2 separate regions of the Homo sapiens genome follow, and region 2 is linked to region 1. The links are chromatin contacts, found by Hi-C or POLR2A ChIA-PET in ENCODE. All regions are on one chromosome and are shown on one strand. Each heading gives the region's core, a stretch centred on a gene start or an enhancer-like site at or near the end of the contact. The rest is flanking DNA. Distances are from core to core; before and after follow the strand shown.

Region 1 (3,556 bases), core at 376-2,875:
TCATTCAGCAGAACACAGGCTTCTCATCACACGTGCATTTTCACGTGGGGTAATAGGCCTGGAAGGGCTGTTCCAGGTTGGTCGTCAGATCTGCTTCCTTCAGATTCGTCCAGCCCCCAGGACCCTGCCACCTCCTAAGCATCCCTTCTCTGCCAACACACTTGCAGTGAGAGGGGCGCCTGACCCCTCTGGGAAGCCCATTCTGGTTTCGGAAAACTCTCACTATTGCTCTTTGGTTTTACATTGAAGCTCCAGGGAAAAACAGAACAATCCAATCCCTCTTTTTTTTTTTTTTGTTTGAGACGGAGTCTCGCTCTTGTTGCCAAGATCTTGTGCGATCTTGACTCATGGCAACCTCCGCCTCCTGGGGTTCAAGCGATTCTCCTACCTCAGCCTCCCGAGTAGCTAGGATTGCAGGCATGTGCCACCACATCAGGCTATTTTTTTTTTTTTGGTATATTTAGTAGAGATGGGGTTTCTCCATGTTTGTCAGGCTGGTCTCAAACTCCCGACCTCAGGTGATCCACCTGCCTTGGCCTCCTGAAGTGCTGGGATTACGGGCGTGAGCCACTGTGCCCGGCTTCCAATCCCTCTTTTATGGGAGCAGTCTTTGAAAAATTTAAGCCCATGTCCACCTGTCCACCTGCACCCCCCGCCCCTAATCAAAGTCCTCTTGGTTACAGAGTAAGAACCCTCAGCTTCTTCTACATTACAAGATTTTAAGTTGTCCTTCCCTCTGTGATGCTGTTAACACAACTTAGCATCCTTCAGACATAAACCAATGAAACAAAAGCTTCTAGTGGGAGGTGGTAGGCATTTCATCAAGTAGCAAAAGGGGCCCTTCCTTGAGTCTCCACACCTTAGATCCATTGTAGGGCGGTCACGCCACACCGATGACTCATGATGCCCATAGTCAGCTAACCCCCCAAAACTGCCTACAGTGTCTCCTGCTGAATGTCTCCTCTGTTATTCAGTGCATACATCATCCCATCCAGTTCCACGTCATCCCTCAAATGATCCATGCTATTGATAAACATGTTCTCAATGACAAAGCCAGGGCGCCCCACAGCATGGCACCAGAAATGAGTTCAAGTTAGCACCAATCCACAAGTTATAAACCTGCCAGCTGTGCTATCATCTGGCTTGTATTCCTCCTTGCCCTCAACAAATCCATGAGATAAGGATTTTCAAGCGCACAGTAATATGCAGCTATATCCTAGCTATAGCATTGCCTTATGTATTATGTTAGTAACTACAGAAATTTACAATTAGGCTGATCTGGCATGTCTTGTTTTTGGAAAATCCAAGATGATAATACTTGTTATCTCTGCTTCCTTTTCTAAAAACTCACAAATCATTTTAATGGTCTGGAATATTTCCTGTGATCACATGAAGTTCACTGGGCCAGAACCTGACCTATTTTATTTTAATGAGTCATCAGTCACTCAGAACCGCACAATTCTCTCCTGTAGTTTTTTTCATTATGCCATGACAATTCAGCCAAACCAGGGAACTTGTTTCTTTACCAGGCCTGAACCGGGGTTAAAGGGTCCCAAAGCAGCTCATCTGTCTACACCTCGGTCTAAGACAACTCAAGCTGCAACAGGAAGCAGGGCCTTTTCCTGCCACACGGTGGCAGGCCAGCCACTAACCAGTCAAAGTGGGGAGGATGCAATGCTTCCTGCTGCCACCTTCTCACCCAAGGACCCAGGCTCCTTCCTCACCTCCTTCGCTAACACCCCCTCCCATTTCCCCCAGTAACGGTAAGACTAAAGCATGACAAGACAGGAATACACTGTACCAAAAGATGAGGCTGTAAATACCAAGCACAGTGGACTGAGACCTTGCCCAGGAAGGCTCCTGGCAGCTTGCGGGAGAGCACTGGCCATGGAACTGACCATTAACATCCACCAAGGAGAAGCTACTTCCTTGAAGGGCCAGAGCAGGTCCTGGGCTTCCAGGGAGGACCAGAGCTCTGCTCCATCCACCCTGGTCTCTCTATCCTACTCAGTTCCATTCCAGGGTCCCATCCTGCCAGGCCTGAGTGATATTAATAAGCTTATTTTCTCTTCTTACATGAAAACTCTGAGCTTACTTGTTTAGTAACCATTCTGTGTACCTTGCTAGGCATCTGAGGTCCAAATCATTATTTTGATTCACTTTTCAAATAATTTCCTCTAAATTGGTCACTATTTCTTCCACAATTACTATGTTTTTGTCCTAAACAGTTGATGCCTTATTTTATGTCAAATGTACATGTCTTTATACAGCCTCATAATCAGACTGCCAGGTATCTGGGAAAATGTTTTTTTCTCCGTGTTCTCAATATGTATGAATTCAGTTGGGCAAATATTATGGACACCCATACTATGCCAATCACAATACTCAATGTGGTGCAATAGAAAAAGAAACCTTTGATAGGAATTCAGCCTTCAGGGAGTGGAGTAGAAGAGATAAAGGTAGGGGGTGATTAAATGTCACAGCACAAAGTCTTTTGGGAGTTTAGAAGAGAGAGGGGCTACTTTGCCCTTGGGAAAGTGGAAGGTGTTATGCTGGTGGGATTAGAGCTAGCTACGTAAAAGGTGAGTGGGGCTTTGACCTGAGGAAATGGGAGACCATGCCAGGTGAAGGAAACAACACGGCAAAGGTAGAGCAGCAGGAAAAGTACAGGGATATGTTCGTTCGAGAGCCAGTATTTGCCTTTGACCTGGGAATCGACTCAGGCCAGATGTTATATGGACTTGATAGCAGGCCGAGAACTTTGGACTGAATTGTACGGCGACCCTCAAACTATGGAGGTTTATGTGAGCAAGATAATTGCTCACAGGGTCATGAGGCAGGGGACAATTCAAAGACAAGAAGTAGAGATGAGTGGATAAACAAAATGTGGTGTATATGTAAATAGAACAACATACAGCTGTAGAGAAGAATGAAGTTCTGACACATGCTATAGCATGGATGAACCCTGAAAATATTACGCTGAGTGAAATAAGCCAGACACAAAGGAACACACTTTGTATGATTCCACATCATATGAAATGTCTAGAACAGGCAAATTTGTAAAGACAGAAAGTGGATTAGAGGTTAACGGGCTGGTGGAAGGAGGGAGTGGGGAGTTATTTCTTAATGTGTACAGAGTTTTTGGGGTGATGAAAAATTTTGAAATATAGTGGTGATGGTTGTACAACAACATTGCGGATGTAATTAATGTCACTGAATTACACACTTACAAAGCTAAAATGGCACATTGTATATTTGAGAGAGAGAAGCATGACAAGACAGAAATACACTCTACCAAAAGACCAGGCTGTAAAAACTAAGCACAACAGACTGAGGACCTCGCCTAAGGCTCCTGGCAGCTTGGGGGGAGGCACTGGCTATGAACTGATCATTGACATTGACCAAGGAGAAGCTAACTGATACCTAGACATTTTTGAATGAGAAACGAAGAATAGAGGAGAAGGTATAAAATGTTGAGAAAGTACAATTCATGGGATTGCGGTGTGGCTCAGAGAGGGAGAATTCTGAGCTGAGCTGAGGCTTCAGTGGCAGGTGG
Region 2 (3,556 bases), core at 421-2,920, 170 kb after region 1:
GGACAGGAGAAAGTCCGTGGGTGTCCTCACCTGCAGCAGTCTCTGCCAAGGAGATGCATCTGGCCAGCCCTGGCCTCCTGCCCTCTGAATGAGAGATCCTCTGCCAGCCCTAGCCTCCCGCTGGAGTCTCCACCCAGACATCCATGGGGACGAGGGTGGCCAGCCTCCTACCAACCGCACCCCCGCCTCCCTTGCTCATGCTGAGTTATCACGGACTGAGCCCCTGGTGCTGGAATTTCCTGTGTGCAAATGGCCTTGGTGTTATCCTCCTCTTCCTATGTTCTGGGCGAGTCCCAGGGCAGTGGGGCATTTGCTTTGGCCTCCCTGCCCACGTTGCCCTGCAGTCTTCCTCAGCCTACCATCCACTCAGTGGCTCCAGCCAGAGGCCTTAGAACAAACCATGGTCCCCTCTGTTCCTCACACACTGCATCCACGCCCAGATGGACCTTATGCCTTTCCATCTTTCTCCATGTGCCCGGGATCCCCGTTCTACTATATCCTGTCCCCTCATGACAGCCAGGTGACGTTTTGCAACAAAACCCATTATCTACCCCCACTCCCCAAAGCCCTCCAAAATATCAGCATTGCATTAAGAATAAAATCCCAACTCCTTGCTAAATCCTGTAACTTTGGGCCCCTGCCCCCTTATCTGAACATCCCACAGGCCCCTCTTCTCACTCTTTCTGTTTTGAACCTGCTGACTTTCTCTTTATTATTGACCACATCCAGCTGTTTCCTGCCCTGGGATCTGTGCTCACGAGACTGGTGGTCTGTCTGCCTCAGCTCTCCCTCCAATGAGCAGGAGCCCTCTTCTCCGCTTCATTCCTTAGTGGAGGCTGAGCAGTCCCTCCAGATGGGGCTTCCATGCCCCTGGGTTTTCCACCACTTGGCTCCCATCTTTTTTTCATAGCAGGTAGTGGGTTTGGTCACTGCCTCTCCAGTGAGCCTGGAGGGGCCACGAGGACAGGGCAGACCCCTCCTGCTCATAAGTGGACCCCAGCCTGCACAGAAACTGGCTCCCAGCAGAGCTGGTCGTGATCTGTTGATAAAGACACAGCACCCTCTGTCCCTGGAGGTGTGGCCAGGGCACATCTACCCCGCTTTGCCTCTGTCCTTCTCACCACAACACGCTTCTTATCACTGTGCCCCCAGAATGACAGGATAGTGGTGATTGGGAAGGGGCTGAAACACACCTGACTCGGTGGATGTAGCACTCCACTGTCACACCTCATCTGTGTATGTGTGTGTGTGTGTGTATGTGTGAGCATGTGTCCATGTGTGTGCATGTGTGTATCTGTGTGTGCATGTGAGGACAGCATTTTTGGCTCTTTAAGTTTGACCTGGAATGTCCACTTTTAAATAACTGATGGCAAAGCCAAGCTGCTTGCGAAAGCAGGACCCGGTCCCAAATGCCAGTGGGGATTAAGAGGAGGTGGGACTTGTGCATCCTGGGTGGACAGGAGTCCTGAGATGTGAGCCTGGGGCCTATCTGATGACCGTCCTGAGACCCCAGCCCCACAGCAGCCCCCAGCCCACCTGCCTTCCTCAGCCTGCATGGAAGCTCCTCCATTCCCTCCAGGCTTAAATGGGAAGCCATTTCCAGACAGGAAGTGGAGAAGGGGAAAGTCAGCCATCCCATCAGCCTTTTCTGGGTATGTGGGGCTTGTCAGTGCTTGGATGGGGTCCCAGGCGGCTGGGGCGTTCTCACCAGGAACTGGCAGTCACAGGGTGGCAGGCAGAGCTGGAAGTCAGGGCAGAGGGCGGGACAGTGCGGGGGCTGGGTCAGAGCCAGGGCAGGCCAGTGCGGTGCCAGCTCACTGCAGGCTCTGCCCAGAAGTGTGTGGCAAAGACAGATTTCAGGTGTGGGTGTCTGGGATGAAGGCAGAAAGCAGGGAGAACTCAGATGGAAGATTCTGGAATAGGATTCACAGAGTCAATGGTCTGGGGGTCTCAGTGTAACTGGTGACGATAGCAGGGAGGGGGCCTCCCTGGGGACGGGGGTGGGTACAGAGGAGACAGGCCACACCCTGCTGGGCAAGGATGGCTTCCTGTGGGTCACCAGGGAGGTTGCAGGAGAAAAAATTACAGAGCTTGCCCAGAATATGCCACCCTGTTTTTGGGGTTTTATGGTGGTAAAGCTAAGTCTGCAAATTGCACTTAGAATAAATGCAAACGTATCTGGTGGCATTTTGTTTCTCTCTCATTGCCAGTCTTCTGGAATCAGGGCTGTTGTGTGTTGATCTGGGACTCCCGGGCCCTGCCTCTGTCCCTGGCCTCGGCCTGCTGGCTTGTGTGGGACCTGAATTTCGGGAGCTGTGTGCTGCGTCCTCCCGCTTCCCTATCTGGCCTGTTCTGCAGGATGGGAGGGCCAGGGGCTGGGAGTGTGTCCCCTCCCACCCTCCCTTGGAGGCTGAGCTTGGTCCTTTCAGGAGCATCAGGGTAGAGCTCCACTGAGATGGAGCCACTGCTGACTCCTTTGGTGAAATGATCCATAAGCCCCTGACTTCTCTGTCCTGAGAATTTGATTTCTTACTTTTCCAGGCTCGTTTAAAAGGAGGCACGGTGGCAACTCAGCTTATTATGGAGACTCTTTACTGCAGCAAACACACTTGCTCTTTCTCTTCTAGTTTCCTCATCTGTAAAAACAATCACAATTGTCCCCGACACATCTCCACCGAGAGTTCCTGAATGCCGTGGGAATAGTGTGCTGTTAGGGGAATTATTCTGGTTTCCAGGGCGATGTGTGTGCTGGGAGGGCCCTGAAATGGTGGTTGGGGGTGGGGAGGGGTGGGAAGGATGTGGAGGAGGCACCCAATTTCTCAGGAGCTGGTGCTTCTCCCTGCCCTCCCTCCCATGGGAGGAAGCAGCCGAAACTTGATAAGGGTTGTATTGCTTTTACCAATAAAGGGTTTCTCCTGCCGCCGCAGGCGGGGTCTGTCGTGGCTCTGCAGACATCGCACACACTCCTTCTTCACTGGGCCCCGCAGGGACTCAGGAGACAGGGCAGTGGTGGACGCTGTGCCTGCAGAAAGGACCCTGTCCCTGCCCACGGAATTGCTGTGATGAGGATGCTCCGCTGGGGGACTCCTGGTCGTGAGTCCAGGATAAAAGAATGTCTTGTTCTCAAGTGGAGAGGGCCCCAGAACGGGGATTTGAGGTGGAGCATTTTGAATTGGCGTGAATCCAAATGATTGCATACTCCAAAATATGACCTGTGTTCTCCTGACAGAAATGCACACAGGGGAAATCAAGCAGCCCAGACGCTGCTGGGGGGCAAGCGCAACTGGCAAGAGGCGGTCCACTCAGGTCCCATGCCATGGTGCATTTCCATGAGCCGGGGAGTTATGGGATATTCTACCTGGGTAAAAGTATTCTTCACACTCAGAAAGCAATTGTGTAGCCCTTTAGAGCTCACTCGTGTCAGGTGCAATGCAACTAGCTATGTACCTGTCCACTCCTGTTGCCACTTGCAGATTCCCTGAGGGCAAGGACTGGGCCTCTCCTCCCTCCCTCCCTCCATCCCTCTCTCCCTCTTCTTCTTCTTCTTCTTTTTTTT

What was found. A loop is a pair of places that touch in the nucleus more often than their neighbours do. ChIA-PET counts read pairs that join two places held with the same protein, here RNA polymerase II (POLR2A). Pooled maps may share reads with other maps.
Region 2: a loop to region 1 is called in a map of Right ventricle myocardium inferior, with 12 times the contacts of the local background. The contact joins two enhancer-like sites. A Hi-C loop is called at or near these places in 4 of 168 maps with a recorded cell type or tissue (Right ventricle myocardium inferior, heart left ventricle, heart right ventricle and 1 more) and 5 of 50 pooled maps. POLR2A ChIA-PET finds 5 or more read pairs at or near these places in 2 of 52 experiments (A673 and MCF 10A).

What each region holds. Positions count from the first base shown.
Region 1 is chr2:236,511,511-236,515,066 of GRCh38, forward strand. No RefSeq gene overlaps it. Among named protein-coding and RNA genes, the nearest start is that of DRC11, 5.8 kb to the left of the region's middle. RefSeq lists an enhancer at 1,774-1,843. Within about 2 kb of position 1,626, at least 2 of the 41 ENCODE cell types and tissues checked have a DNase peak (open chromatin) inside an H3K27ac peak, as active enhancers do.
Region 2 is chr2:236,686,026-236,689,581 of GRCh38, forward strand. No RefSeq gene overlaps it. Among named protein-coding and RNA genes, the nearest start is that of ACKR3, 120 kb to the left of the region's middle. Within about 2 kb of position 1,671, at least 4 of the 41 ENCODE cell types and tissues checked have a DNase peak (open chromatin) inside an H3K27ac peak, as active enhancers do.